Regions from separate parts of the Homo sapiens genome. Here region 2 is linked to region 1. Evidence: chromatin loops called from intact Hi-C (ENCODE). Cell type or tissue: PC-9. All regions are shown on one strand. Each heading gives the region's core, and the rest is flanking DNA. Links, peaks and the distances in the headings are about the cores only.

The links. Peaks named below come from ENCODE experiments on the same cell type or tissue, not always from the same donor. Only the 100,000 strongest peaks of a DNase experiment are listed, where the experiment ranks them.
Region 2: a loop joins it to region 1, with 7 times the contacts of the local background. A loop is called at or near these places in 3 of 110 quality-filtered maps.

The regions. Positions count from the first base shown.
Region 1 is chr6:53,947,215-53,963,164 of GRCh38, forward strand. The region is part of intron 1 of LOC101927189 (a long non-coding RNA gene); the gene reads left to right. Among named protein-coding and RNA genes, the nearest start is that of MLIP-IT1, 44 kb to the right of the region's middle. RefSeq lists an enhancer at 14,644-15,144. In PC-9, for the core only: a CTCF peak has its summit at 9,082 (motif pointing left); a DNase peak (open chromatin) is centred at 9,047.
Region 2 is chr6:53,649,876-53,665,825 of GRCh38, forward strand. It overlaps KLHL31 (kelch like family member 31), which reads right to left and starts at 15,881. Exons shown (of 3, transcript NM_001003760.5): 1 at 15,726-15,881; 2 at 4,226-5,430; 3 at 1-2,455. The coding sequence starts at 5,397. The coding sequence ends at 1,723. RefSeq lists a silencer at 1,256-1,550 and enhancers at 1,922-1,981, 2,012-2,231. In PC-9, for the core only: no CTCF peak of the experiment used is centred there; a DNase peak (open chromatin) is centred at 9,316; H3K27ac peaks cover 1,127 bases.

The sequences.
Region 1 (15,950 bases), core at 5,103-13,102:
TGGTTTTCTGAAATAAGAAAGTCAGACAAGCATAGGGAAAAAAGAATAAAAAGGAACAAACAAAACCTCTGAGAAAATACAGGATTATGTAAAGAGATCAAATCTATGACTAATTGGTGTCCCTGAAAGAGATGGGGAGAATATAAGTAACTTGGAAAACATATTTCAGGATATCATATATGAGAACTTCCCCAACCTAGCTAGAGAGGCCAATATTCAAATTCAGGAAATGCCAAGAACCCGAGTAAGATACTTCACAAGAAGATTATCCCCAAGATATGTAATCATCAGATTCTCCAAGGTTAAAATAAAATTAAAAATGTTAAAGGTGGCTGGAGAGAAAGGTCAGATCACCTAGAAAGGGAAGCCCATCAGACTAACAGCAGACTTCGCAGCAGAAACCCTACAAGCCAGAAGAGATTGGAGGCCAATATTCAACATTCTTAAAGAAAAGAATTTCCAACCCAGAATTTCATATCCAGCCCAACTAAGCTTCATAGGCAAAGGAGAAATAAGATCCTTTTAGACAAGCAAATACTGAGAGAATTTGTCAACTCCAGGCCTGCCTTGCAAGAGCTCCTGAAGGAAGCCCTATATGGAAAGAAAAAACCATTACCAGCCACTACAAAAACACATTTAAATACATAGACCAGTGACTCTCTAGAGCAACCACAGAAACAAGGCTGCACAATAAGCAGCTAATATCATGATGATAGGCTCAAATCCACACATATAAATACTAATCTTGAATGTAAATGGGCTAAATGCCCCAATTGAAAGGCACAGAGTGGCGAGCTAGATAAAGAACCAAGACCAATTGGTATGCTGCCTTCAACAGACCCATCTCACATGCAATGACATATATAGGCTCAAAATAAAGGAATGGAGAAAAATCTACCAAACAAATGGAAAATAGAAAAAAGCAGGGGTTGCAACCCTAATTTCAGACAAAACAGACTTTAAATCAACAAAGTTTAGAAAGGGCAAAGAAAGGCATTACATAATGTTAAAGGCTCCATTCAGCAAGAAGAGCTAACTATCCTTAATATGTACACACCTAACACAGGAGCACCCAGATTCATAAAGCAAGTTCTTAGAGACCTTCAAAGAGACAGACTCCCATAAAATAATAGTGGGAGACTTCAACACCCCACTGACAGTATTAGACAGATCATCAAGGCAGAAAATTGACAAAGATATTCAGGACCTGAATTCAGCCCTGGATCAAATGGACCTGATAGACATCTACTCTCCATCCGAAAACAACAGAATATACATTCTCATCTGTACATGGCACATATTCTAAAATTGACCACATAATTGGACACAAAACAATCCTCAGCAAATGCAAAAGAACTGAAATTATAACAAATCACTGTCTCGGACCACAGCAGAATAAAATTTGAGATTAAAACAAAGAAAATAGCTCAAAACCATACAATTACATGAAAATCAAATAATCTACTCCTGAATGACTTTTGGGTAAATAATGAAATTAAGATAGAAATCAAGAAGTTTTTTGAAACTAATGAGAATAAAGATACAACATACCAGAATGTTGGGACATGGCTAAGGCAGTGCTAAGAGGGAAATTTATGGTGCTAAATGCCCATATCAAACAGAAAAATCCCAATTTAACAAACTAACATCAAAACTAAAACAGCTAGGAAACCAAGAGCCAACCAACCCCAAAGCTAGCAGAAGACAAGAAATAACCAAAATCAGAGCTGAACATAAGGAGATTGAGACAAGAAAAACTATTCAAAAGTCCGCAAATCCAATAGTTGCTTTTTTAAAAAAAATTAATAAAATAGATCACTAGCTAGACTAATAAGAAAAAAGAGAGGATCCAAATAAACACAATTAGAAATGACTAAGGGGATATTACCACTGACTCCACAGAAATACAAATAACCATCAGAGAATATTATGAACACCTCTATTCACACAAATTAGAAAAATCTAGAAGAAATGGATAAATTTCTAGACACATACACCCTCCCAAAACTGTACCAGGAAAAAATTGAATCTCTGAACAGACCAATAACGAGCTCTGAAATTGAATCACTAATAAATAGCCTACCAACCAAATAAAAGCTCAGGACCAGATGGATTCACAGCCAAATCTTACCAGATGTACAAATAAGAGCTGGTACTATTCCTATTGAAACTATTACAAAAAATTGAGGAGAAGAGACTCCTCCCTAACTCATTCTATGAGGCCAGCATCATTCTGATACCAAAACCTGGCAGAGACACAACAAAAAAAGGAAACTTTGGCCAATATCCATGATGAACATTGATGCAAAAATCCTCAACAAAATACTAGCAAATGAATCCAGCAGCACATCAAAAAGCTTATCCACCACCATCAAGTAGGTTTTATCCCTGGGATGCAAGGTTGGTTCAACACACGTAAATCAATAAATGTGATTCATCACATGGACAGAACTAAGGACAAAAACCACATGTTAATAGATACAGTAAAGGCTTTTGATAAAATTCAGCACGCCTTCATGTTAAAAACTCTGAACAAACTAGGCATTGAAGGAACATACTTCAAAATAATAGGAGCCACCTATGGAAAAACCCACAGCCAAAATCACACTGAATGGGAAAAAGCTAGACAGAAAATCAGAAATAGACAGAGATTCCCTCTCTCACCACTCATATTCAACATAGTACTGGAAATCTTAGCCTGAGCAATCAGACAAGAGAAAGAAAGAAAACACATCCAAATAGAAAAAAAAGAAGTCAAACTATCTCTGTTTGCAGACAATATGATTCTACACCTAGAAAACCCCATAGTCTGTGCACCAAAGCTCCTTGATCTGACCAACAACTTCAGCAAAATCTCAAGATACCAAATCAGGTACAAAAATTAGCATTCCTATACACCAACAACCATCAAGTCAAGAGCCAAATCAGGAATGCAATTCCATTTACAATTACCACAAAAAGAATAAAATACCTAGGAAAACAGCTAATAGGGAGATGACAGATCTGTATAAGAACCATAAAACACTGCTGAAAGAAATCAGAGATGACACAAAGAAATGGAAAAACATTCCATGCTTATGGATGAAAAGAATCAATATCATTAAAATGGCCATATTGCCAAAAGCAATTTATGGATTCAAAGTATTCAAAGCTATATCCGTATAAAACTACAAATGACATTCTTCGCAGAATTATAAAAAATAATTTTAAAATTTATATGAAATCAAAAGAGAGCCCAAATAGCCAAGGCAATCCTAAACAAAAAGAACAAAGCTGGAGGCATCATGCTACGCAACTTCAAACTATACTACGGAGCTACAGTAACCAAAACAGCGTGATGCTGGTACAAAAACAGACACATAAATCAGTGGAACAGAATAGAAAACCCAAAAAATAATGCCTCACACATAAAACTATCTGATCTTTGACAAACCTGAAAAAAACGAGCAATGGACAAAGGACTCTCTATTCAATAAGAGGTGCTGGGATAACTGGCTAGCCATATGAAGAAGATTAAAACTGGACCCCCTTCCTTACACCATATGCGAAAATCAACTCAAGATGGATTAAAGATTTAAATGTAAAACCCAAAACTATAAAAACCCTGGACGACAACCCAGGCGATACCATTCTGGACATAGGAGCAGGCAAAAATTTCATAACGAAGATGCCAAAAGCAACTGAAACAAAGGCAAAAATTAACAAATAGGATCTAATTAAACAAAAAAGCTTCTACACAGCAAAAGAAACTATCAATAGAGTGAATAGACAACCTACAGAATGGGAGAAAATTTTTGCAAATATGCATCTGACAAAGGCCTAATATCCAGCATCTATAAGGAACTTGAACAAATTTGCAAGAAAAAAACAAATAACCTCATTAAAACTGGGCAAAGGACATGAACAGACAGTTTGCCAAAGTAGACACACATGCAGCCAACAAGCATATGAAAAAAAGCTCAACATGACTGATCATTAGAAAAATGCAAATCAAAACCACAATGAGATACCATCTCACACCAGTCAGAAAGGCTATTATTAAAAAGTGAAAAAAAATAGATGCTGGTGAGGTTGCAAAGAAAAGGAGACACTATACATTGTTGGTGGGAGTGTAAATTAGTTCAACCATCATGGGAAGTGGTGTGGTAATTCCTCAAAGACTTATAAACAGAACTACCACTCCACCCAGCCATCCCAATACTGGATATATAAGCAAAGGAATACACATTGTTTAATCATAAAGACAAGTGCATGCGTGTGTTCTTGCAACACTATTCACGATAGCAAAGACATAGAATCAACCTAAATGCCCTTCAATGGTAGACTGGATAAAGAGAATGTGGTACATACACACCATGGAATACTATGCAGCCATAAAAAAGAACGAGATTATGTCCTTTGCAGGGACATGGCTGGAACTGGAGGCCATTATCCTTAGCAAACTAATATAAGAACAGAAATCCAAATATCACATATTCTCACTTATAAGGGGGAGATAAATGATGAGAACAGATGGACACATAGAGGGCAACAACAGACATTGGGACCTATTGGAGGGTGGAGGGTTTGAGGAAGAAGAGGATCAGGAAAAACAACTAATGGGTACTAGGCTTAATACCTCGGTGATGAAATAATCTGTACAACAAACCCCCATGACACAAGTTTACCTATATAACAATCCTGCACATGTAGTCCTGAACTTAAAAGTTATTAAAAAATGTAATGCACACATAGCTAATTTTTATTTAAAAGAATAATAATAGAAATCTAATAAGCACCCACATACATCCCATCCATCTCAAGAAACAGAACATTGTCAATGTTTCCGAATTCCTCTGTCTGCCTTAACTGATCATGTACCCTTCTCTGCCCACACTCCAGACAGGGCAAGTCTCCAGAATTTTTATCCGTCTCTTGCTTCTCTTTTTAGTTTTAACTCACATACATATTCCACTAATTGACACATTAGTTCTGCCTGTTTTTGATGTTTATATAATGTATAGTCTGTGCTCTTTTGTATCTTGTGCTTACACATATATTTTTGAGATTCATCATGTTAATATTGGTAGTTGGCCTTTTGTTCACCACTGTATAATGTTCTGTAGCATGAATGTATCAAAACTAATATATTAGTTCTACTCATGATTGACATCAAGATATTTTTTCTATTATGAATGCTGCTTCTATGATTATTCTTTTTCTTATTTTTTATTTTTTTGTAGAGATGGGAGTCTCACTTTGTTGCTCAAGCTAGTTTCAAACTCCTGGCTTCAAGCAATCCTCCCACCTCAGCCTCTCAAAGTGCTGGGATTACAGTTGTGAACCACCACAGACAGCCTATGATCATTATTCTTTTTTTTTTTTTTTTTGAGATGGAGTCTCACTCCGTTGCCCAGGCTGGAGTGCAGTGGTGTGTGATCCCGGCTCACCTCAACTTCCGCCTCCTGGGTTCAAGCGATTCTTCTGCCTCAGCCTACCGAGTAGCTGGGAATACAGGCATGTGCCACCATGCCCAGCTAATTTTGTATATTTAGTAGAGACGGGGTTTCACCATGTTAGCCAGGCTGACCTCAAACTCCCGACCTCAGGTGATCCGCCCACGTCGGTCTCCCAGACTGCTGGGATTACAGGCGTGAGCCACCGCGCCCGGCCATGATCATTCTTAAACACGGCTTCTGAAGTGCTTCTGCAAGAGTTTCTCTTTGGTTACAATCCTTGAAATAGGAATACTGAGTGGAAGAATAAATGCATGCCCAATTTACTAAGGGACACCAAAATATTTTTCAATGTATTTTCCTATTAATAATCACTTCAGCAGTGTTTAAGAATTCCTATCGCTACATATCCTTTCTTACTGTCAGTACTATCTTTTATCTTTTTTTCAATCTGGTGGTCATGCATATATGCATATTTCACAATATATTTGTGAAATGATGTCTGATCTCTCACAATAAATATATGAAATTATACCTGATATTTAATTTGCATTTCCTGACTAATCCAATTCCTGACTTCATAAGGTTGAGTCTCTTTTTAGGAATTATAGGTACTCTTCTCCTCTTTTGTGAAATTCCTATTCCTGTCTTGCCTGCTTTTATGGAGTTTATTGTTCTCATTATGTAATAGGCATTTCTTATTTGAAGTACTTTGTCAAGTGTATTGCAAATGTTGTCTCCTGGTTTGTGGCCTGTCTTTTAACTTGGTGACGTCTTTGATGAGTAGGATATACAGAAGTTGTTAAAAATTTAATGTAGTCAAATATACCAATGCTTTCCTTTATGGTTTGCATTAAGAAATCCTTCCCTTCTCTGAAGTCATAAATCCATTCTCCTAGATGCTCTACTAAATATTTAAAAAATTACATTTAACATTTTAATTTCTTAATCCATGTGGAATGTCTGTGTGTGCATGTTTGTGTGTATAATACCCAAAATGCTTGATCAGGTAAGCATTTCATATCTGAAGAGGCTGTCCTGGCACCAGGATTCGGGACAGGAAGCATGGCATGCCAGAAGAGTACATCTCTGTATCTCTTTAGTTGGAGTCCACCCAGGATTCTATGGTCCTAATTAATATAGTGTTATAAGCCTGGATACCTGGGGAGTCAAGTCTACCTATTTTGGTAGATAGGCCTTGTCTGTTTGTGATGGCGCTTTTGATCTGTCAACCTGGTCAGGCTACAGGCCAGTTATACAAACATAATCCAGGTACTGCTGTGAAAGAATTCGGCCTATGGAATTACAGCTCTTAAGTCAGTTGACTTCAAGTAAGGAAGATTATTCTGGATTATCTGGGTAGGCCTGATTGAATTGTTAGAAGGCCTTAAATGCAGGACTGAGGTTTCCCCAGGAGAGAGAAGAAATTCCACCTGTGGATGAGAGCTGTGGCTTGTTCCTGTGAAGTCTCATTGTGCTCATGACGACTTTCTGCATGCATTTGGGACTTGTTTAACCAGCCCCTGCAATCATGTATGCCAATTCCTTGCAATAAATTTCTGTGTCTCTCGCTGTTTCTCTTTGTCCCTGTCTGCCTCTCTGTTTCTGTATTTCTCTCTGTATGTATGTGTGTATACATACACACACACATATATATTCATATATATATATATATATTTCTTCCTCTGCTTCTCTGTTTGAACCTTGACTTAAGCATTCTTCTCTCTTTCATATATATTACAAAATCAACTTGTCAGGTTGATTTTGTAATTTATACATGTTTGGGTTTCAATGTATATTACATTAAATCTATATGATAATTTGGATGGAATTGATATCTTCACAGAATTGAATCTTTCTATCCATGTTTTTCCACTTAGGTCTTTTTAATACCTTTCCATAGAGTTATAATTTTCTGCAAAAGCTTTATTTTTGTAGCTGTTACAAGTGTCAATTTCTAAACCTTGTTCTTATAAAAGACATACATAAAAATTGCATGGCTTAATGAATTATTATAAACACGCATATAATCACTGCTCAGGTTAAGAAACAGAACATTGCCTGAAGCTTGCTGAGTGCCTCTGCCTGTTCACAACCCACTTCCTCTACCTGAAACACAATCATTATTCGGACCTTAGAAAACTGCCTCACTTCCTTTTCTCCCTCTTGTCCTTCCACAATTTTGTCACTTCTGTAAGAATTTCTAAATAATATGATTTAGCACTTTATAGAAATGGAATCAGGCAGCAGTGTGAGTCCATATTATTATTTAAACTTTACTCTTTCTCATTAAATACGTGTTTATCATTATGAAATGACCCTCATTGCCTCTTAAAGTCTTTTTTTTACTTTAATGTCTACTTTGTGTGATATTAATAGAGCACACTAAGATTTTCCCCATCCTTTTATGTTTTGCCTTTCTGAATCCCTATTCCTGGTGACCACTGTGGTTTGCCACATCTTAAAAATATTTTTGCAGAGAACCCTTTACTATGTTATTGCCCTCTGAGCTACAAGACATTATATATTTGGTACAGATTTTCTAGTTTTTTTAAGAGGATGGCGAGTGCAAATTAAATTCATCTGATTTGCTTTTATTAGAAGCAGAGTCCCCAGTTGTATCTTCTTTTAAATTGCTTTTTATTTGTGGATGGCTTTATAAAATAAGTTTTTGTGCATTGATCCTACACCCTGCAGACTTGCTAAACTCGTTAATTTTTAGCTTTTTATATATAAATTCTTTCAAATTTCCATGTAGATAATCATATTATTAGCAAATGATGAGAGATTTCATTCTTTTTGATCCTTACACCTTATATTTCTTTTCCTTGTCTTGCACTGGCAAGTATCTCCAATACAATAAATATAAAATAGCAATTAGGCTTTGGTTTCTGATTTTAAAGGGAATCCATTTAATGTTTTGCACTAAGCAAAATATTTGCATGTTTTTTAAAATTGGTATGCTTTATCAGATCAAGCAAATTCCTTTTTATTCCTAGTTTGCTAAGAGATTTTTTAAAAACATCATAAAGTGTTATTGAGTTTTATTAGAGCTTATTCTGAATCTATTAAGATGATCATACGGTTTCTCTGAATCTGTTATTGTGGTGAGTTACATTCTTAGGTTTTTCTAATGTTGAACCAATTTTGCACCTTGAATAAATTCTACCTGATTATGTGCATTATCACTTTTATACATTTATTGATTTGGTTTATTTAGAGCTTTTGCATCTACGTTCTTAAATGGCCTGGAATTTAACTTTTGTATAATGTCCATGTCTGATTTGACAGCATGTTTACACAAACCTCATTAAATGAGTTGGGGAGTGTCTCCTGTTGTTCTTTCTTTGAAAGAACTAGTATAAGCTTGGAATTATGTGTTCCTTGAATACTCAGGAGAGCTCACTTGTAAGCCCTCTGGGTTCTGTGTTCTCTGTGGGAAGACTGTAACTACTGATTTAATTTATAGGCTGGATCTACCATCATTAAAGATTCTCACCATGGGAATGCCTGCTGTACCAGCAGAGCCCAGGCTGTGTGACAGCTGGGAAGTCCCTATTACCTTGCTGTCCTCCTGTCCCTTTCCAACTTTCCTGGAGGCAAAATCCACAGGGGCTGCAGCTCCCCCCAGTGGCTACAGAAGAGCAGCTCTGAAGGAGAGCTTGTTAGCGGTGGGCAGCTGCAGCCTGGGGAACCACATAGGCTCTGGGCACTTGCCTGCACCGTCCAAAGGCTGCCATCTTCTCCATCTTTGAGTAGGCTTGCTCGAGTCAGGAGGAAATAAGGACCGAGAGGGACAAGTGAGAACCAAGAAAGGAGGGCTAGTGAGAGTGTAATGGTTCTGTAGGCTCCCCATTGTACGGCTCACTGACATTTAGTTGCTAGATAGGGGATAGCCCAGGGAGGGGGCAGTGGTGGCAGCCATGTGGTGGGTGCCTGGTCAGAGGGCGGGCTCAGTTTGGCAGCTCTTTACCAGCCAGTAAGGACAGAGATCTCAACATTTTAATGTCTGTTGTAGCTGTTCTACTGTGCACCAGCTCTGAACACTGGATTTAGATTTCTGGATTGACATTATTTTCTTTCAGCTCTTTGAAGATATTATATCACAGGCATCTGGCTTCATTATTCTGTGAGAATTTAGCTATTAATCAAACTGTAAATTCTTTGTAGATAATTTATCTTTTCTCTCCAACAGCTTTTGGTGTCTTTTTCCTCTTCTAGTGTCTTACAGTTTCATGATAACATATCTAAGTGTCATTTCTCTGTATTCAGCCTGCTTGGCTTCCTGATGGGAGGACTGGACTCTTGCATCAGTATTAGGAAGTTGTCAGGTGCTGTCTTTTGATTGTTGCCCTCCTCATTCTCTCAATTACCTCCTTCTGAATTGCCTATTGTGCCTTCTCACTTTTTCCTCATATCTTTCCATCACTTCATTTCTCTCTGATGACTTCTAGATAAATTCTTCAGATCTAACTCTCACTTTTTTGATTTTCTATGATAATTCCAGCATTTGAAGTGTTTGTGAGTCTACTCTTGGGATATATCACTTTGCTGATTCTCACTCAAGTGACTTGTTTCCTTTGTGTTTTCTGGTTTTTAATTGTAAGGTCTGAATTTTTTTTTCTTTAAACCTTTATCTGTGAGAGATATTTGAGGTTCTGAATTTGAAGTACTTGGGTCAGGGATCTCTTTAAGCTAAATTTTCATATTGGGGGTTTGCAGTAACCATGAAAGTAGTGTGAATTCCAGACCCAAACCCAGTTTGTTATGATATTGTAGTTACTAATTTTGCAGAAAAGATAGCCCCACTCCTGCCAGTTTACCAGAGACAAGGCAAAAATAACCAAGTGAATATTACTACTTGCTTTCTCTATGAGGGATGGAGGTTAGAGAGGCTCTATTTTACTCACTGTAGATGTCAGCCTTGAGAATCTCAGCGTTGAAAGTCATGGTTCTCTTACCCAGTCTCCTATGTGTCCTTCTTGACTTGGGCCCAGACATTCTCCAGGCTCTGGTGCTTGGCCAATTAATTTTCTCCAGGTTTTTCTGTAAGCTCTGTAAGGTAAGGTTTCACTTCATGTCTAGCAGTCATATTGCCGGGAGTGAGTGTACACTGTACTTGAAAAGAAACCCATTTTACAATTAGGAAACTGAGGCACAGAGAGATTAAGTAACTTGCCCAGGATCATAGAACTAGTAAGTGGTCAAGTTGGGACTGAGATCTAGGCAGCTGACTCTGCTGACCAAGTACTTAAACCAAACACAGGCTGCCCTATGGTAATTCTTCATTCTTCTTAATCTACCTCCACAAATGTTCTGTTGGGCTTTTTTTTTTTTTGATGAAGTCTCGCCCTGTCACCAGGCTGGAGTGCGGTGGCACGATCTCAGCTCACTGCAATCTCTGCCTCCCAGGTTCAAGCAATTCCCCTGCCTCAGCCTCCTGAGTAGCTGGGACTACAGTCACGCACCACCATGCCTGGTTAATTTTTTGTATTTTAGTAGAGACAGAGTTTCACCATGTTTGCCAGGATGGTCTTGATCTCCTGACCTCATGATCCTCCCGCCTTGGCCTCCCAAAGTGCTTGTTCTGTTGGGCTTTCTAAACATTTTTTTCCTAGGCATTACATTTTTTTTTGGAAGTAACTCCAGGAAGCTCACTATTTTGCAAACACTCTGGATGTATTACCCTGGTTTAAGGTACCTCATAAGAAACGGGAAAGGAGTAAAGCTGGGAAGGTGGGAAATGGAGTTCTGTTGATTCATTTGAAAAGGCATTAATACTGTGAGAAGGTGACCAGGAAACAGCCTCTCCAAGCACCTTGAGAAGTTTTCTGAATGAATGTAGATAGCTAATGGGAATCTCAATGGAAACAGAGGGACAGTCCCTGATGCTTTATACAGGTCACCTCTCTCTCTAACAACTCTTGGGGCTTCAATGCTCGCTCCTGGTGAACAACTCTTGGGGCTAGATGCTCATAGTTCTGTAGGGTGGGAAGTCCAAGATCAAGGCATGAGATCAAGATCAGACTAAAAAACAAGAGAGCTCTCTGAGGCCTATTTTTTAAAGGCAATGGTTCCATTCATGAAGGCCCCACTTTCATGACCTAATCAGCAACCCAAAATCCTACCTCCTAATACCATCACGTTAGTGACTCAGATTTCAACATAGGAATTTCGGAGGGCACATTTGGTCTGTAGCATGAGTATATGGTGTCTATTGTATACGTCTTTCAACATTTTAATATGTTTGAACATTTTCACAATTAAATATAGACGAGAAGGGGAAAAAAGTAGCCTGGGGTCGATCCCTACCTCATTGCAGGTTCCTTTCAAGTGACTTCTCACTTTTGTCAGCAAATATACTTAATATAGTACTCTGTACACACAGCTGCTCATGAAACAGAAAACTAACATCTAAATTATCATCTAAAAGTATATGGTGCTCCCCATCCCCATCTGCCACATATGATTCAAAATAAAATAATACAAACCTGAAAAAATATGCATGAAAAAGTCTATCCAAGTTTAGACTTTTCCCATTTTAGAAACGTGATAACATTTCTAAATATTTTCTATATGTGTTCTTGCTTTGCTGGTTCTCTAAGCATGGACTTACTATGCAACTTGGGCAGTCTAGCACTGGTAGGCTCTTGCATTTGTTAATTACGGAAAAAGTAGCTTTTTTTAAAAAAAAATATTTATTTATTTATTTATTTATTTATTTATTTATTTATTTTTGAGATGGCGTCTTGCTCTGTCGCCCAGGCTGGAGTGCAGCGGCACAATTTTGGCTCACTGCAAGCTCCACCTGCCAAGTTCATGCCATTCTCCTGCCTCAGCCTCCCGAGTAGCTGGGACTACAGGTGCCGGCCACCACACCCAGCTAATTTTTTTCATATTTTAAGTAGGGACGGGGTTTCACCGTGTTAGCCAGGATGGTCTCGATCTCCTGACCTCATGATCCGCCCACCTCGGCCTCCCAAAGTGCTAGGATTACAGGTGTGAGCCACTGCACCCGGCCGGAAAAAGTAGCTTTATAAGGGACTGAAGCTTGTCCATGCCTGCAGGTAATATCCACCTAATTTCATGGCAAGCTAAACTCTCTTTTATCACTATCTAGATAAATTCGGCATTATATTCTCATTAAAACCCATCTTTGCTTAAAATACTGGCTACCTTGTGTGTGTTCAATTCTTTTAGTAACTGGTACTTTTATTGCCTTGTCATGTTTACCTTAGTCACTTACTAAAATTCCTTTTGCAAAACCTCAACTGTCTGGTTACTTTCCAGGATAAGAAGATTTGCTTTAGAGAGAGAAGATTTGCTTCAGAGACAGATTTGCTTCAGAGAGAGAAGGTCCTCTCTAATTTCTTTCTCTGCCTTATATCTGGTTTTGCTGCTGCGTCAAGCTGTTAGCCATATTCTTAAAAACATTTACTTTGGGCATTTTACTTTTCTTATTAATTTTTAGTATTTCTATTTTATCAGCATGTTGTTACAATATTGATTAATATTGCTTACTAAATGTGATTTTGGGATATATGGGGTCCAGTGTAAGGGGTCTGCCTTCTCCTCATCCCTCTCCTTTCCTTGGAACTGCCTCCCACCTCTTAATCCAGCAGAGGAGTCACATTCCTACATAGTTCCAGGCTTCTAGTTGAAACTAAGCTAGGCCAGTCGAAGATGGAACCAAAAGACGCAGGGATCAGTTGACCTGTTTTTTCAAATGACCAAGACATCAATTCAGGGTGTTGGTCATAGCTGCTTTCCTCCCAGATGGCTGGGATGGAGTTTCCATTTTCACTAAAAACTTTTCTGTTAGAAGCTTATGTGGATCCCTTCAGTGACTCATATTTCAAAACCACAGTAGGATGATAGGTTGCCCATAATTGGTTTAATTTGGGAGGTATCCGCGGGAATGCAGCTGCATGAGGAATCCCTGGTTATCATCTATCAAGGTTGCCTTTGATAGGAAAATCACACTTCCCCCAGAAACTAGAATATACTATCCTCATTATGCAACATGTGAGGCTTCTGGGCTAAGCAATAGCTAGGAAAAGATTTTTTTAAACTTGACTAGAGTATGCAATTATTTAAAACAATTCTTGGCCGGGCGCGGTGGCTCAAGCCTGTAATCCCAGCATTTTGGGAGGCAGAGGTGGGCGGATCACGAGATCAGGAGATCGAGACCATCCTGGCTAACACGGTGAAACCCCGTCTCTAATAAAAAATACAAAAAATTAGCTGGGCGTGGTGGCTGGCGCCTGCAGTCCCAGCTACTCAGGAGGCTGAGGCAGGGGAATGGCGTGAACCAGGAGGTGGAGCTTGCAGTGAGCCGAGATCACGCCACTGCACTCCAGCCTGGGCAACAGAGCAAGACAAACAATTCTTATTCACCTATGTTGACTACACAGTATTTTGATTTAAATATAATTAATATATACAAACATAAAAAACTCATTATATACTCCTTGTATGAGTTATATACTCACAAGTGTTATATGACTATAAAACTAAACCGAATGTACAAATAAGACAGACAATACTGTGTGAAATGGATAATAGTCACATTTGTAAAGTTTTTCCTGTGTTCACAGTATAGTCTAAGTGCTTTACATTTTGCTAATTTAATTATCACAGAGGCAGGTCATCTGATTTACAGTTGAGAAACTGAGGCATACAGTCCACACAACTGTTAAGTATTAGAGCTTTGCTTTGAACCCAGGAAATCTGGCTTCAGAAAGTGTGCACTTAATAATTATGTTAAGCTGCCTTTCTAAAAGCTAGTGAATTGCATTAAAGTGACAGATAGTGTGACTCAGTTAACACTTATTTGCAGGTAGCTCGTTTAACTGGGTTGAAATATATTTGTGTATCAACCTGAATCTTTTGATTTAGAAAATGATGGCCCATCATCTGAGTCATTACTATGACTCCTGTCATTATTTTCTCTTTTTCACAATGAATGTTTTAATCACACATCTGTTATTTGAATGAGCCAATTTAGCAGTGCACTACAAAACACATTTTTATTCTGTAAAATAAAACAAAATAAATTGGCATGAAAAAGATGTGATTAGAGGAATACATTTATACATTGTAGGCCAAATGCTGTGGGTTCTTTTGATGAGGCTTAAAAGAACTTGTTGCTCAATTTTCTTATCATTTTTTCCCCTCATTTAACTGGAAGGAAAACCTCCATTTATGGTGGTGTTTGCCTTCCCTGGGCTTCAACGTGATCATAAACATAAGAGCAAAGGGGGGACAGCCTGGGACATTTTGCGAGGAGATTGTTATGCAGATTCTTTGGAATTTAAGCAAATTTAAGCAATTTCAGCATGGCAATCTTTGAGATGAAAGCACAACCTTAAAATTTTTTAAAAGTTATGTTTTCTCAAAAATATCTTCATAGGCGTCTATGGTCTTCAGCTGAAAAACCACTGGGCTGGAGGAATGTCTTAGAGATTGGAATTTAATCTGATGCTGAAAGGAATGTGGATGAGCAGAGCAGGCGCCACTGTAGGGCTTGGCTGTGGAATTCTCAAGCGTGAACGACTCAGTGCTTTGAGTGCCATCCACAATCTGTTGCAGTAATTATGACCTTGGCTCTGTTTATTTGGGATTGTGCTTGTTGTGTTGTCACAGATCTCCGGTGTTGTTGCTGAAGCCCAGGCTTAATTTGTATTACTTTAATAAATCTGTAGGTGGGACTCAGCCTGAACTTTTACTATTTGAGCCCCAACTTACATGTTCCACATAAAAAGAAGAGTATCTACTGATAAGAGTGCCCCGATGTGGGATTGTTGGAAGATACTGGCCCATACAAATTTCCTGGCTTCCTTGCCACTGCTGGGTCACCAATACCTGGTGGGGATCTGCACGCAGTTAGTGTTCAAGGAGTCCATGTTGAGTGAAGAAATGCCATTCACTCTTCTAAGGTCCAGAGAGATGTTTTCAGTGCCTCTGAGGCACAATATAGTTTCAGGTATTTTATAAATATGATCCAATGATTTAATGGCATTGAAGAAAAAATGACAAGATGAACTTTTTTAAAATCAATGAATTCTTTTCTTTTTTTCCCCTTCTCTGAGTAAGGGCACTGAACATCTGCACTTCTATTTTAATAGGCACTTCTCCGTAAGTGTTCTAAACTCTGCTCAGCCTCACCCTCAGCTGGATCTGGTGTCAGTAGCACTCCATGTAGGATGATATTAGTGAGGAGGCCAATCACCTGGTCGTGTCTGTCCTCTCAGGACATGCCTAAGAGGCTTCTGAAATCTCCTTAGAGCTAACTTGCAAGGTTCCTGCTGGAACTCATTACAGGGAAAGAAAAATTTTCATGATGCTTTTTTTGGACAAACTCAGATCAGCTAATGAAAAATGAAAGAGTCAGTCAAGAGGAAGTAGCTGAGGAGAGAGAGCACCCACGTGAGAACAGGAGAGAATATTTCCTTTAACATAGAACACACTAGGTTTAAAAAAATAGTTCTAGACCTTTCTCTTTGCAGCTATACA
Region 2 (15,950 bases), core at 5,439-13,438, 300 kb before region 1:
GCCCAGCGCTTTTACATTAATAATATCTTGTTCTTAATTTACAGCGTTTGTAGCCCTTACCTGAGTGTTATCATTAAATATCCAGAGATTGAACTTTTCATCGGGGTAATGATATAAAATTGTTCCACAAAGTGTACTATATGAACCACTTTTCACAGTTCAAATAACATATTTTAGAAATAAATATCATAACTAGCAATAACCTATCTACACAAGGTGGAGAGGATGAGATTAACAAAAACCAAATTATATTTCCATATATCTCATGTTCAATTCCTAAATAGCTTGTTTTATTTTTCAAAATCCAATTGCACATAACCCATAATTGATAGGCCACTTCCTCTCCAAAACAAATAAACTGTCAAAGAATAAAGTGATAAATTATAAAAAAGGAAAATATGTATCATTTACTACAGTCATTCCCTTTCCCCAAAACTTGGCAAACATATAGGAAAAGTGCTATCAAGTGGGTACACTTTGATTATAAATCCAAAGCTCATTTGGAGCAGATGAGATTAATAAAAATAGGACAGAATGAGTATATATTTTTATATACGTGAGATGAGTGCTTGATTTTTACTTAAGAAATCAGGAGGATCCATATTAAATGGGAAACAATGGCATTTATCAACAGGAGAACCCATTCATCCAGTTACTACCAAATCTACAAATTCCAAATGTTTCTATCATTCTTATCATATAAAAGATTGGGGCAAATAAAATTATTGTTATTGGTTGTGTAAACTTCAAGCTCTCTAAGCTTAAGGCTAATGGTCCTTAGGGACATAGTTTTATTTGGTGATCTTCGCGGGGTGTACATTAGGGCCAAGGTTGCCTTTAACCAGGTTGGTGTAGTTTTTAGGGTGAGGGTAAGGCTCCCAGGGTATGTGAAATTCTTCTTTAATAGAGGACAAGGGATAAAATGCAAATCCTTCTAGTTGAAACAACCAAATGACTTAAATTTATGCTATAAATTAAATGATTCATATCAATTACTTCATTGAGAGCATGATTTTATGGTAGAAAATAAACTGGGGCCTGAGGCATGGAGGAAGAGGAATGTCCGCTAACACAAAGGTTATCAAATTTAGGGTCCCTGGGTGGAATCCCTATTCCTTTTCGGTCAGATCTTGTTTTAAGCTTTATTACGTTGTCATGGGATATCTTTCAAAATCCTTTACTCAATCACATATGGGGGGAAAATTGCGTTGAAATACAGAATTAAATCTTAAGTCTTTATGGAGATCGACAATTTCCATTTTTAAATAAATAAAATCTATATGAATATCTTCAACTTCCTAAAGAAAAAAGAGAGAGAGGAAAATAAACTTTTGAACATGAAATCACTTACATAAACCTCAAGTGTACTAACGTGTAGAGGAAAAAATCTCAAATGTGGGTGTAACCGCTATACATTTAGGAAACATGCCGCCTTGGGAGAGTGCCTATAACGAATTCCGTCTGCCACCCAGTGGCCGCTGAAATAAATTGTTTCTTTTGTTGGCCATTGCCCTGTATTTTGCTAAAAAAAAAAAAAAAAAAAAGAGGTAGATTATGCCATACCAGGAATTTAAAGCCATCAGGACATGTGCCTCGACATATTTTACAATACAATCAGTGTAGTAAATGTTAAATATTTTCCTTTTCGCGAACTCAGAGGTTAACCACGTGGCTCTACGAATAAATAACGTGTTCTTCCTGCGTCCCTGCATCTACCTGGGCTCAGATACTGACTGGCACAGAAGATACCGAACTGGCCCGGGATTCCCGAGTCACGTTGTTGGGCATCGAGAGGGTGCAGCAGGACACGCCGACAGTGGCCTCGGGTAGCTCGTCGTCCTCCGTCCACTCGTTGAGCTCGGGGCTGAAGCACTGGATGCACTTCTTGTACTTCTTCTCGCCCTCGTTCCAGCCCCCCACCAGGTAGGCGCGGCCATGCAGCGCCGAGACGCCCGCAGTGCTCACTCCCACCTGCAGCGGCGCCGCGTAGCTCCACTGGCCGGTCGCGGGGCTGTAGCACTCCACGGTGAGCACGTCCACGCGCTCCCCGCGCGGCCCCAGCTGGCTGCCGCCCATCACGTACACTCTGTCGCTCAGCGTGACCGCGCAGTGCCAGCCCCGGGGTGTGCTGAGGTTCGGCAGCTCCTGCCACGAGTCGCTGGCCGGGTCGTAGGCGCACACAGAGCGCGAGTAGGCGTTGGCTATGTAGCCTCCGGTCACCAGCACGCGGCCGTCGGCGACCGCGCTAGCGTGGCAGCAGCGCGCCACCTCCAGGGGCGTCTTCGGCTGCCACTGATTGGTGGAGGGCACGTAGCACTCCAGCGAGGCCAGGCTTCCTTCTGCGTTGCGGCCGCCCGCGGCGTACACGAGCCCGTTGAACACGCTCAGGCTGAAGTGCGTGCGCTTCTGGTTCATGCTGGCCAGGTGTATCCAGGTGTTGAAGCGGGGATCGTATCTGGAAATGATAGAGAAGGTGTAACAGCTTTGTCGGCGGCAGCTGGGGACCCCATGTTACTTTGCAAATCATGAGTGGGAAGCCTGACACTACCCCTGCAAGGAGGCGAGGGACCTGGCCCAGCACCTCACCTGGAGGCTGGAGTTTCTCTCTCAGCCAGTAAAAATGTGTGACACTTGGAAAAGACAAAGCAGGCATTGACCACCCCTCGCCCCCGTTTATAAGCCTCTCCTCCGTTTATAAGCACTCCCTTTATGGGGCCACTTGGAGAAGAGCCCACAGAGACTGAGCTTTCAGTCCCCCTTTCCTCCATATTCAAATATCTATCATCCAGTGGGATTTACGAGATGTGCACATGGGGGAGGCTGGGCATTTGTGACGATCAGAGGAGTGGCGATCAGAGAAGGGCATCGCCATATTAAAGTCAATTCTGCATATCCTCAGATGCCAACCATTCCTAGCTCCCTGTCACAGTTTAAGATACGAATTGACTGACTGGATTTCTCCATTTCTCACAAACCCCTTAATCCTACACCTCTCTTGGCCATTGCGACAGTAAAGCCAAGCCACTCAGCAAAGTCTTCTCTTGTCTGTTAGACTGAGACCAATAGAACTGTCTAAAAGCATCAACAAAGGCTTAACTTTGGATACTCTTCTATTTTCCAGCACTTGTCAGTAGAGAAGACTTTTTAGTTTAGGGATAAATATATATTTTTTTCAGTGCTCGGAACTATCCATGTATAAGCACTGCAATCAATACCTCACAAAGCGACTCGAGTACTAAAAGGTGTCTTTACAGCAGGAGGAAAATAAGCATAGTGAACTGATGCTTTCCTGTTGACATAGTTCAGAAGTATTGTAAATACAGAACTCACTCCTTCAGTCTGATGTTCATCTTTGTCCCATTTAACTCCCAAATTAAACTCAACTATAGTTACAAATTAAACACTAAAAATCAGTTAATTGTGTTCTTTAAAATGCATACACACATAATGGAATAATAAAGTATATTTTTCATGAAATACTACACAAATTTTCAGATCTTGCTCATTAGTTATGTTTGACTTTGTACTACTACCATGATATAAGCATGATTTTCTGAACATTTCATATGAATGGAAGTTTAATTTTTAATCATAAATATATAAAATAATATGGCATTTGAATTCCATTTTTCTGAAGGATGTGTTTTACTCTTTTACTCTTTTCTGTATGTATCAAAAATACTGACACATTTTCTGTTATTCGGTTTTCAAATAAGTATTTCAAATTAATTAGCTGCCACATTTTTAATGATCTCATTCTATTTGCCAATTATGAATTTGACAGTTGTCAGTAGCAGTCACTTAAAATACATTTTGTATTATTCTATTCTTTCTTACTACTTAGTGTTAAAAACTGAATTTGTATCTAATTTCTATCAAAAGTCAGTGTATTGTGAAGAGTACCCAACTAGAAGTGAGTAAATGTGAATTGCCGCTTACTGGTGTTATAACTTCTCTAGGTATCAGGTTTCTCATATGTAAAATCAGAATAATTATATCTTCCCCGCCCACCTCACAGGCTTGTTTCAGAAATCTATAGTGCAAAATATAAATGAATGTACTTTATATAATATAAAGTGCTGAACATACGTAAGGTGGCATTATTATTATTTTTGATTTACTAAGCCAATGGACTAAGTTAATAAGCAAGATTAATTTACTTCTATGTTAGGGCTATTTCCCTATAATATTGAGCCATTTCAGTTCCTAATAAAAGATCAAGTACCTGCAGAAATTGCTGACTGCATGCTTGGCTTGATTTCTTGCATCATTCTGGTCTTCACCACCGGCTACATAAAGAAATCCATCCATCACAGCCACACACTGATTAAAACTTTTGGCTGGCATTTCCGTAAGCTTGCTCCATCCATTTTCAGGGTCTCTATACAAGATGTCTCTGCTAAGGGACTTCTCAGTAAGGCCTGGGCGTCCCCCAACAGTGACGAGGACTCGGCAGCCACCTCGGATTCTTGTTCGCCTAGATTGCAATGTGTTTTGATGATATGGAAGCAAGTGGTAGTTCATAGCATCTACGAGAAGTCTGTGACAATCAGCATCTTGCATCATTCTTGGTACGGATTGAACATAATTGACCAGGTCTTGTGCAGAGATGGTACCAAAGCGAATATTGCTCAAAAGATCTGCAGCGTATTTTACTCTCTTTTGGTCAAATTCTAACCATTTCATTGCAATCTGGAATGCTACTATCTCAGAAGGCAACTGTAAGTCATCATCTATAAGAAGTTCATTAATTTGTTCAAATGTAAGTTTCATAAACTGATCCGATTCTGCAAATTCAAGGAAGTTATCCCGAATAAATTTCTGGGCTGCTGCTTTTGCATTTTTTAGGGAGTATGTTTCAGCAATATTAACAACATACATGCAATTCTCAACACTCATCTCCCGTATCAGAAAATCACTGCACATCTTTACAAGAGTATGGATCTGAAGATAAACAGCAGCAGAAATAATGCTTCCTATTGTATACAAGGAGAGAGTGAGCTTTCCAGTGTAGGCATATGCAATGACAGTGGCCAGGCCTAGTGGTGAGATATCATTGAGATCCACCCTCTGAATTGACGGGTCTTTTTTTAGGATGTTGTAAAAATACTCACTGCATGAAGCCATGACTGACTTATGAACATCAAAGGATTTGGTTTTGGTACCAATGACTAAGTCACATAGGAAGTTCTCCTGCCGCATTTTACTTAAACCTTCCAAGAGGTTGGGGCCATAAGAAGCATCTGTTAGTTCAGAAGAAATGCAGCTAAGGCCATTGCCTCCCTCTAGGAGCCCATTCAAAGCATTCAGTTTGTTTAGGGGGCTATCTTCTACGATTATAGTCATCTCATTGATATCTCCTTTGTTCTTTTTGACAATCTTCTTTTTGGGTGCCATGTTGGCAAATACACTGTTACAGGCAAGAGCTTGCTAAAAAGAGAAAAAAAAAAACATGGTTTTGTTTTAATTGTGCTTTAGACTTTGAAATACTACATTGAGAAACTTTTTCAAAAGATAATAGTTTTCATGGCATAAAATAGATTAATTTTTAAAATAGATTTAAAGACATATTAAACTAGATGTACATTTTACAGACAGTTTACTTCAGCATGAAGCATTGAAGACAATTCTAGGAAGATTTATGTTATCAAATGAAATCTCTCCATAACTGTATTGCCAAGTAATTATATAGAAAAAGTGACCACATTTTCTTTCTTTCTTTTTTCTTTTTTTCTTTTTTTTTTTTTTTGAGACAGAGCCTCTATCTGTCGCTCAGGCTGGAGTGCAGTGGCATGATCTCAGCTCACTGCAACCTCTGCCTCCCGGGTTCAAGCTATTCTTCTGCCTCAGCCTCCCAAGTAGCTGGGACTACAGGTGTGCACCACCATGCCCAGGTAATTTTTGTATTTTTGGTAGAGATGGGTTTTTACCATGTTGGCCAGACTGGTCTCGAACTCCTGGCCTCAAGTGATCTGCCCACCTCAGCCTCCCAAAGTGTTGGGATTACAGATGTGAGCCACTATACCCAACCAACATTTTCTGATTGAGCTATATAGTAGAATAGTAGTTAAATATCATTTAAAGGGCTTAGTTTACTGTCATGAAAAAGTGAATTATAAACACTCTGAAGATTTTCCTCAGTAAAATACTAAAATTCAGGAATACATGTGAAATGTAGAAAATATTATGGAAAGATTATTTTATTTGCAGTAGCAATGAAACCTGTTATATTTTAAGAGATATATATACTTGACTCTAATTTAGTGAGACACATATAAGTACTATAGGATTTTGCCAGAGGATTTAACAGACAGGGACTCTACATTCCTGTATGAAGAGATGGATGTCATTTCAGTGAAATTTTAGTTGCTACCTCTATAAGATATTTTTTCTTTTTGGAACTTAATAAAATGATTTCAGAGTTTAACTGAGGGAGTGAGTATAAAAGAACATCTAGGAATTTTGTTTAAAAATAAAGGAATTCTTACCAGATGCAAAAAATTAGAGGAACTAAAAATTTTGGATCAGGAATAAAAAGAAATTCAGTGGAATAAGATAAGAGGTAGAAACCTATAAATTCAGAAGAACAAAATAAAGGGTAGAAACCCATATATGTATATGTGTGTATGTGTGTGTAGATATATACAGTATATATGTGTGTGCATATTTATATATTTATATAGTGTATGTGTGTGTAAGTATATATATTAAGATAAATGTGGCACTTAAAAATCAATGAGAAAGAACTTGTAATGGCAGCATTAGGTCAACTGATTTGCTACTCTATATATTCACTAAAATAACTTCCAGATGAATTAAATATCTAAGTAACATACACACATACACAAACTTATATAAGACCAGAACAAGCTAGGGATCTTGTTTTTGTTTTTGTTTTTATAACTTAGGTTAGGGAAGGCCCTTCTCAGCTGACACAAAATCCAGAAGCTATAAAAGAAAAGACTGAAATATCAGAATATAGAAAAATAAAAGCCATGAAACAAAACTGACTCCTTAAAAGGCAAGCAACAGACTGGGAAAACAAGTATTTTTAACTTTTTTTTTTTTTTTTTTTGAGATCGGGTCTCATTCTATCACCCAGGCTAGAGTGTAGTGGTGTGATTTTGGTTCACTGCAGCCTTGACTTCCAGGACTCAAGCAGTCCTCCCACCTCAGCCTCCTGAATAGCTGGGGCTACAGGTGCATGACACTATCTATGCCTGTCTACCTTTTTTGTATTTTTTGAAAAGAATGGGTTTCACCATGTTGCCCAGGCTGGTCTCAAACTCCTGGGCTCAAGCAATCCACCTGTCTTGGCCTCCCAAAGTGCTAGGATTACAGGCATGAGCCACCTTGCCCAGCCTAATCTGATGATTTCTTTGGTGCAAATACTCTCATCATGACTGATTTCAAGCTATCAACTGCTTAACAATTAGTTTACCAAATTTCTGAAAATTCATCAATCAGCTCTTGTGAGCCAGTGCAAGCCAGCTCCAACATAACACTATAGAAAACTTATATCAAACAGGTTTATGCTAATTATTCAACAATTTTCTCTTTTCACTAGTAGTAATTCATGTACACCTTTCTATAGCAGTACATGTATAAATCCACCTCATTCCTTATAATCGGTGCATAGTAATGCATAGTAAGGGTATATCATACATTGTTCAACTATTATCCTGTTGATAAGCATTTATGTATTTAGGTGGTTTACAATTTTTTGTTTTTGTTTTGTGTGTGTGTGTGTGTGTGTGTGTGTGTGTGTGTGTGTGTGTGTTTTAAATCCCATTGTAATTTCATCCTGAGGGGTAAAACTCAGCTTTGGCTCTCCTTGAAGGGTTTTCAATTTGATGGGTGGTGTATGTGTTAAAGTAATTTTGTAGCCCTTCTATTGTATTTGCTCCTGTTCCTATCCATGCAGAAGAAGAGTAGCAGGTAGGCAGAAAATAGAGATGGTCTAATTCTTTTCCAGTGCTTTTGTTTTCCTCTTTAAGCTCCAATTATCATATTCACATTTATATTTTTTACAAGGCTGTAGCACATACATCCTTCTTCTCATTCTTTTTTTGCAAACAATGCAAAATGCATCCTTACCTTGTGAAAATAGATTATGAACCCTCTATCATTTTAATGCTCAAATGCATTAGCTTATGTGTTGAGTGTCTCTTTGTTGGATTTTCTGGGAGAAACTTTTGAATATTTGTCAGCAAGCAGTTATCAGATATCCATCTTGGTGTGGGCAGCCCAGTGCTGGGAATGATGGAGCAGTACAAGATGTAATTTATATTAGAGACACAAGACATGGCAAATGCAAAATATCAATAAGGAGCTAGGTTAGCACAGCAGAGAAAATTTTGGGGGGAAAGTCCTGTCTGTGTTCCTGGAAGAACTCCTGTGGCCATTTTTTTTTATTCATGTAGATACAGGGCTTGCAAATGCTTATTGTTTTAGAGGAAATCCTGAGCCTGGGGAGTAATCTGAGTGCCTCAGACTGAAATTCTAAATACTCTGTTATCCATCATTAAGATGTTGTTTCATAAGTAGCATGTAAGGGTGATATTTAAAATATTAATTTCTGATAAAACAGGATATCTACTAACCAGAATGGATTCAGGCCACAGTGCTGGACCTGGGTCCCAGCAGTCCCCCTAAGGTACACTGTGTAATTCTTCAGTTACTAGATAATAGACCGAGGAGAGGGTGGAAGGGTGGGAGGGACTCAGAGAAGTTCAGGGCAGTAGCTATTTGACTATTTCAATTTGTTTGATATACATATAATATTTAGAGAGGGATCTTAGTATTTCAGCATACTTTGTGATCCGAATAGAATTAAATTAGAAATTAATAACAATAAGCTATCTAGGAAAGCCATTTAATTTTCAATACTTGAAAATTAAACAGTTTCCTTTTCAATTATCCATGAGTCAAAAAAGAAATCACAGGAGAAATTTTTATAATATTTCAAATAGGATGACAATGAAAATATAACATAAATACCAATTTTACTACTTATCTACCGTGTGACTTTTGGTAGATTACCTAGCCTCTTACAGTCTCCATCAACTTATTTCTTAAGAGAAGATAATAATAGTGCCTGCCTCTAGGTTTGTCAGTGAAGTCTAATGAGGAGCCTGTAACAGCATTTTGCAGAGCACCTGACAAAAAGTGAATATTCAAAAAAATTTGAACCATTTTCATGACAAGCAATAGCCTTTGTTAGTTGTCTTTGGGAATAGAGAAAGGAGCCTGTTTAAGCTTTAGAATGAAGTGAATCAGAGAAAGCCACCACATCATGGACAAACAGTCATGAGGTGCAGGAGGCAATATGGGACAGTCACATAGTGACTCAGAAAAGAAGTGGCAAACAGCAACAAAGGGAAGATTTCTGGAATGTGTAAATATTTCTATGAGATTTTTAAAAAACACCAGGGAGAGAAAAGAAATACATACAAATACACAGCCTGAGAAACAGATTATTTTTATTTTGATAGGTAGGGCTAACCCCGAAAGTTCAGAAAACTTGGGGCATTTGGTTATAGGTTAGGTGAGCAAAACAAGAGTACATGGAACAGATTGTGTGTCTGGATTTAAGGATTCAAATAAAAAGGACTATTGTGGTGGGGTGGTGTTAGAATGGGAGGTTTTGCAGATAACATGAATCTTGTTGGGTCTTGGTAACTGAAGGGTCTTAAATAGCAGCATGTATAGGAGGGAGAAGGTTATTAGAAGTAGAGGAAATGTTTCAAGTTGAAGCAAGGAGGTGTGACTCAGCCTGTCACATGCATTCAGAGATGGCTGAGGTCATGAGGGAGACAGTTGGGCAGGTAATATTCGGTCAATACATACAGGAGGTTGGATGCCAGGAAGGCTTGAACCTGATAAATTCATATGCAGTCTAGAAGGACTAAGAAATCTCCAGGAAGAGAGAGTGCAACTTGAGGCTAGATGAAATAGTGAAATCAGTAAAAGCTCTCTCTCTCCATTTTCTTTCTCTTACTTCCTATTGATGGCTTCTCTTTCCTCCATTGCCTGACCTTCATGCTGCTCCTGGTGTTCCCACTGTTGACTCAGCCCTGGCCTGTTCCACCCATGGGAACTTCCATGCCCTTCTTTTTCTTTATAGTCTCTTGCGCTTGTCCTATTTCTGTAAGACCCCTCTGGGTGATACATTAGCTAGTCTGACAAATGAATCCGAGCTAACCAGTTAATGGGCAGATCTACTCTTTTTCCCGGATATGCATGGTTTCTGTTTTGTAAATAAGTGTCCTTCTATAATTCACATACAAATTTCTATCAGAGTAGCCTTTGTAGAATACATATATTTATATATATGTATATATATACTGACTTGCTGAATATACCATGTGCATTTCAGAAGAATTTGTATTCTGCAGTTGTTGGGTGTAATGTTCTATAAATATCAATTAAATCAGGGCAATTGATAATGTTGTTCAGGTAATCTATAACATTACTGAAAACTTATAGATAGATACACATGTGCAAACACTTATGTATTTATATATTTTTTTAATGAAAAGAAGGCTTTTAAAGCCTGTGAAATCACTCTTTAGAGGTAACTGGCTTATTTAGCTCTCTCCAAAATGAGGAGAAGGAGAGGAACAGGCAGGAGACCATTTAAGAAACTTGAAGTCAGGCTGGGTGCCATGGCTCACTCCTGTAATCCCAGCACTTTGGGAGGCCGAGGCGGGTGGATCACTTGAGGCCAGGAGTTCAAGACCAGCCTGGCCAACATGGCGAAACCCTGTCTCTACCAAAAATACAAAAATTAGCTGGATGTGGTGGCATGCACCTGTAATCCCAGCTACTCAGGAGGCTGAGGCAGGAGAATCACTTGAACCCGGGAGACAACAGAGGTTGCAGTGAGCTGATATTGCACCACTGCCCTCCAGCCTGGGCAACAAAGCGAGACTCTGTCTCAAGAAAAGAAAAGAAACCGTTGAAATCAAAGCCTGCAAACAACTTTCTTGTGGCCGAATTTTCCTATGTAAACTCATAAATTCAGTCTTTCTTTAGAGCTACCATGATATCTCATTGCCGGGTCTGCAACTCATAGGTAAGGCTGTCCATCTACCCACCCAAGTGTTCTCAGTCTGTGCCATGTTCCTCCAATAAGGACACTGCTGCAGATCCTTCAGAGGAACCTGGGGATCAGGATCATTGCTTTGAAGCTGAACAAAGCTCTGATGTTGACTTCAGGGCTGCAGAGTTGTTCATTTGTTCCTATGTCCTAATAAATGCTCTGCCTGTGGCACTGCTCCTGCATCACCGAAAGCCACTGCTTTTCTCAACTTAAGGAGAACCGTAGTCTAGTAAGAATCAATAAGCCACATCTTATGCTCCAGGCCCTGTTACAGAAAAGACTAGCTCCCTCTTTATGGGGGATCAGAACCCAGAGGCTATGTTGTCATGGGGCATACAGGAAAGGCTTCAACAAACTCTCCCGGCCTCTCACATTGGAGCCTTTCTGGGTACAGACACAAGGTACATCACACTGGGTGCAAACAAACACACACCCACCCAGACACACAGCATGCCACTTGACCAACCATGAGTTTTCCACAATCATGTTTAAGTTAAGAGCAAGGGCAATCTTTAAGGAAAGAAGTCATAAAAGGCCAGCAAAGTAATATATATGTACAGGAAAGGAAAGTGGAACAATTTAATTCACTTCAATTTACTAATTTGGTCATAGTGCTGGGCTTCAAGGCTGATGGTATGGGCTAATAGAAGATGGCTGGAAAATCTGAGTATTTTTAAAACCATATTATCCAGTAACCAGGTCACATATTAACATGTAGTCAGAGCAATTCATACAGGAACTCTCACTGTTTTATTCTACGATGATACAAATGTTCACTGTGCACTTCTAGGTCATCATCAATGATAGTCACAGTGACAGTCAAAATGTGGCTGTGAGGAAGAGGTGTTACGAAAATGAGTTACATGTGTGTGTTCATATATAGAGTATAACCTACATGCTGAGCAATACATTTTGAAAACATTCCATTCTTTTTGATTCAATTGATATTTTAACTTTGCAAAGTTGGATGAGGGTTTTACTTACTCTCTCTTTTTTTTTAAAGCTCTCTCTCTCTTTTTTCTTTTTAACGGAGTGAAGGTCTTATTGTCAGCTGCTCAGGGCATCCCCAAGCTTGGTAGCCAGGGTCCAAGCTCAGTAGCCAGGGCCATCAGCCAGGATATGATTAGTATACCCTAGGGAGGGCTTTGACTCAGGTTATGGTCTGCATGGCCAGGCATGCATCTTTGTTAAGCTGCCAGTGGCTAGGAGAGTGTGAAGGCCATTTCTCCATTTTTCCTAAATGACAGCAGGCTTGGTTCTCCCTGGCTGCCTAAGGGGGGCTCTAATATGTTACCTTTTGGGATCAAAGGAAGGAAGAACTTTACAAGCTTCCGCCAGGACTGTTGGTGGCTTGCACTTTTCACACTGTTCCTGCCAGTAGGAATTCTGGAAGGAGGAGCAGGTTTAGCCAGAGCAGCTGAGGTTGTGTAATGGGATGAACAGCTATTTGGAAGCACTGCCAGTCCCTTCCCTTTTTGGGTCAAAGAAAAGACTTTGCACAGGATGCAGAGGGTTGTAGAAGGGTCCCTATGCTACTGGAGCTATCCTTTCTTTCTGTGGAGGAAGCCCAGAGCATTCACCTTCCCTGGCTATGGACTCCACAGCCTCCTCTCCCTCTGCTGTATCTGCTATCACGTAGAGCAACCTCTTGACTACCCTGGAAGAGCTGCCCATTAGAAACTGGGCAGAAGGGTAACAGAGATGCAATTGCACACTCCCCTCCCCATGCCTACTGCAGATCCTGGCTCTTGGGCCATTTCTAGTGCCATGTATTCAACACCTGATAAGCAGCTGGGCAGAATTACGTAAATCATTACATTTTTCCTCATCTTTTGTATTTGCCAAATTTAAGTATATTAATTCTTAAATATACATCACCAAGCAGGAAACTGTTTTATGTATTTAATGTGAATGGATAGCTCCATTTTCACCTAAAAAACAGCTATATAGCTAGCATTTATTGATCGAGGGTGTACTATGTGCTGGGCCCTGGGTTAAGCACTTTACATCATTTTAGTTTTTAAATTTAAATATTACAGATATCCTAAAAGGTAGGTTATATTATGTTCATTTTACAAATGAAGAAATTAAGAATCAGAAAGAGTAAAAAAAACTTGTCCAATATCACATAAGTAAGTGTGCAGTGTGTGCTGGGGCAAAATTCAAACCCATGGAAACCCTGGGCCCCTATATTGTCTTCTTTAAATCCAGGGTAGGGTAAAAACTGTAGTAGGTTAAAAGTTAGCTTTTTCTAACATGGGAAGATAGAGACAGTGCAAGGTATAGCTGGTGTTTATAAATTTAAAATTTTGATATGGAGAACATGAAATGGTTCGTTCTGGTTCCAAATACTAGAATAAAAGAGTTACCTTTTTGAATGTAAAATAAATTTGTTTGGGGACACATCGATCCTGTGGATTTCTTTATCCTATTAAGGGTAGTAAGAATGTGAAAATCCAATAGGTTAGGTAAGCCAAATAAATAGGGACAAGGAGGGCTTGCATGAATCTGTTTATCAGATAATCAAGCACTTCCTTTAGAAGTATTAGATTGAATATGAAATTATCATTTTTTGTTTAAAAGCAAATACTTTCAATCTCATATGGTTCAACTTAGCTAGAGGCTGTGCCTAACTTTTATCTATAAAGTATACAGACTCTATGCACTAAGTTAACTACAATTCTATTCTCTAAGGCTGTATATAGGACACAAGGACACAGTACAAAGTTTTTGTTTGGGTTTTGTTGAAAACTTTAGTAAACTGGCTCTTTTTCTTTCCTAGTATTTTGTGTGTTGGAGGGAGAGGAGGTTAGAAATTGAGTTTTAAGACTGATGCCTTTTTGATTATCATAGAACTGAAAATTGGGTTTCGGTGTTCATTCTGCTCTAACCACTTGATAGACCTATAGCAGAACGTCCAACCTATCAGGATTTCAGTATAATCAACTGTCAAACAAGGAGATGCATTACTTTTGCTTCTATAATTTTGCAGACAGTTATGAATACACAGCTGACTTTTGCTGTCAGAATTGTCAAAATCTGTTCCTACATTAAATCTCCCTGTAATATGGCCTTCCATATCTTTAGAATCTACTCATTATCAGATAGGGATGAACGAACTGAGACAAGGTTTCTTTACATGGGATCTATATGTCTGGGTCTGAACAGCTAGATTTAGCAAATAAAAATACAAGATGTCAAGTTGCATTTGCATTTCAGATAAACTATGAATCATACTTTAGTATAAGTATGTCCCAGGCAGTGTTGAGGACATACTTATGCTAAAAGTTGATTTGTAGCTTACCTGAAATTCAAATGTAGCTGGATGACCTGACTTGTATCTGGCATTCCTGATCAGGGCTGGGTATCAGGTGAGTCCATGAGTCCTGCGGAATAGTCTGAAACATACTGTGTGCATATGTTTATGTGTACTTTCCACACACTGGGCTCAGCGTTTTCATGAGATCCATAACCCGAAATAGATCCAAAATGACTGGACTGAGAATAATGCTGCCAAGCAATGGTACATAATTGGACCCTTGTCTGTAAGTGGGCAAGTCCATGTGAAAGTATTGCACTTAAATTCTTCCTGGCCCCAGCTGATCCCAGATGAAGACCCCCAGAACTGGTTATAGAAAAGAGTTGTTACTTCATATTTGAGAACATTTTCCTTCCCACTGCCCTGCACCCATGCTTCCTGGGAGTCCACAACAGGGTAAACTGGAAAGCCATGTGTGCTAAAGTGTCACTGTCACTCTCATGCCAGTATGAACTGGGATCCCAGAATGTCTTTTTGCCAAAGGGGCGAATCAGCTGCGCCTGCTCCCTGTCCTGGCCACATTCCTATCGCTGCATCTGTCGGGGCTCATCAGCCCTACCTCCAGGAATAGAAACCCTCCTGGCTTCTGTGGCTTGCCATTTTAAGTCCAACCTCGGGGTGGGGTGTAGGGGGGTGGTTTCCACTTCACCATTACACTTCCAACATGATTTTTAATATAAAATATATGTCAGCATAATGATATGTGCACATTTAAGACAAAAACCTATTTTTTAGCCAAATAACAAATTTTTTTTTTTTTTTAGGAAGGATATTTCCATTTCATCAATAGGTTATATTTCTGGGAATTCAGAGTTGTCTGAGTTTTGTGCTACAGATTTAGTTAAAACTGGTAACATTTCATCCAAACTGATCAGTAACAAATGTTAAAATGATTCTTGATAAAAATAAAGGTAGAATTCTAAACTTTGTGAACAAAGCCTAAGAATTTTCTCTCCTTCTCCTTCTCTATAAAGTAGTGAAAGAAAAATATATCTTAAGCTTTAGAGATTTAGAATTTTTGTTAGAAATTACAGGTGGTTTTACATTTGTAGGGCATCATTGTCATGCATTTTGTTACCGTGAAGTTCTCCTAACACGTTACATTTCTCAGATTTCAAAAAAATGTTTTCTGTCTCCCAACTTCAGATTAGGGACATGAACCACCTGACCCAGCTGTAGACTCCCTTCAGTAAAATAGCTCTACAACCACAAACACTCAGCCCACCCTCTCCCACCCACACATCCACACACACCCCAGGATCTAGAAGGCAGGAATTGGCGACTCTGGTCCCAGCTCCTTACCCTCCTTGGGTGAAGTGGCAGGTCAACTTGAGATGATGAAGTTTTAGCAGGAGACTCCTCTTGGGAAGGGATCTGTGGAGATAGAGAGAGGGAGAAGGAAAATCCGGTGGGGAGCCACCAGCAGCCACCTGACAAGACCCGGCTGCAGCAATTTTTAGAGTGACCCTTTGCCGTCCCACTGGATAAGGCAGGCCGAGCCTGCGCTTTGGCCCGGGAGCAGAGCAG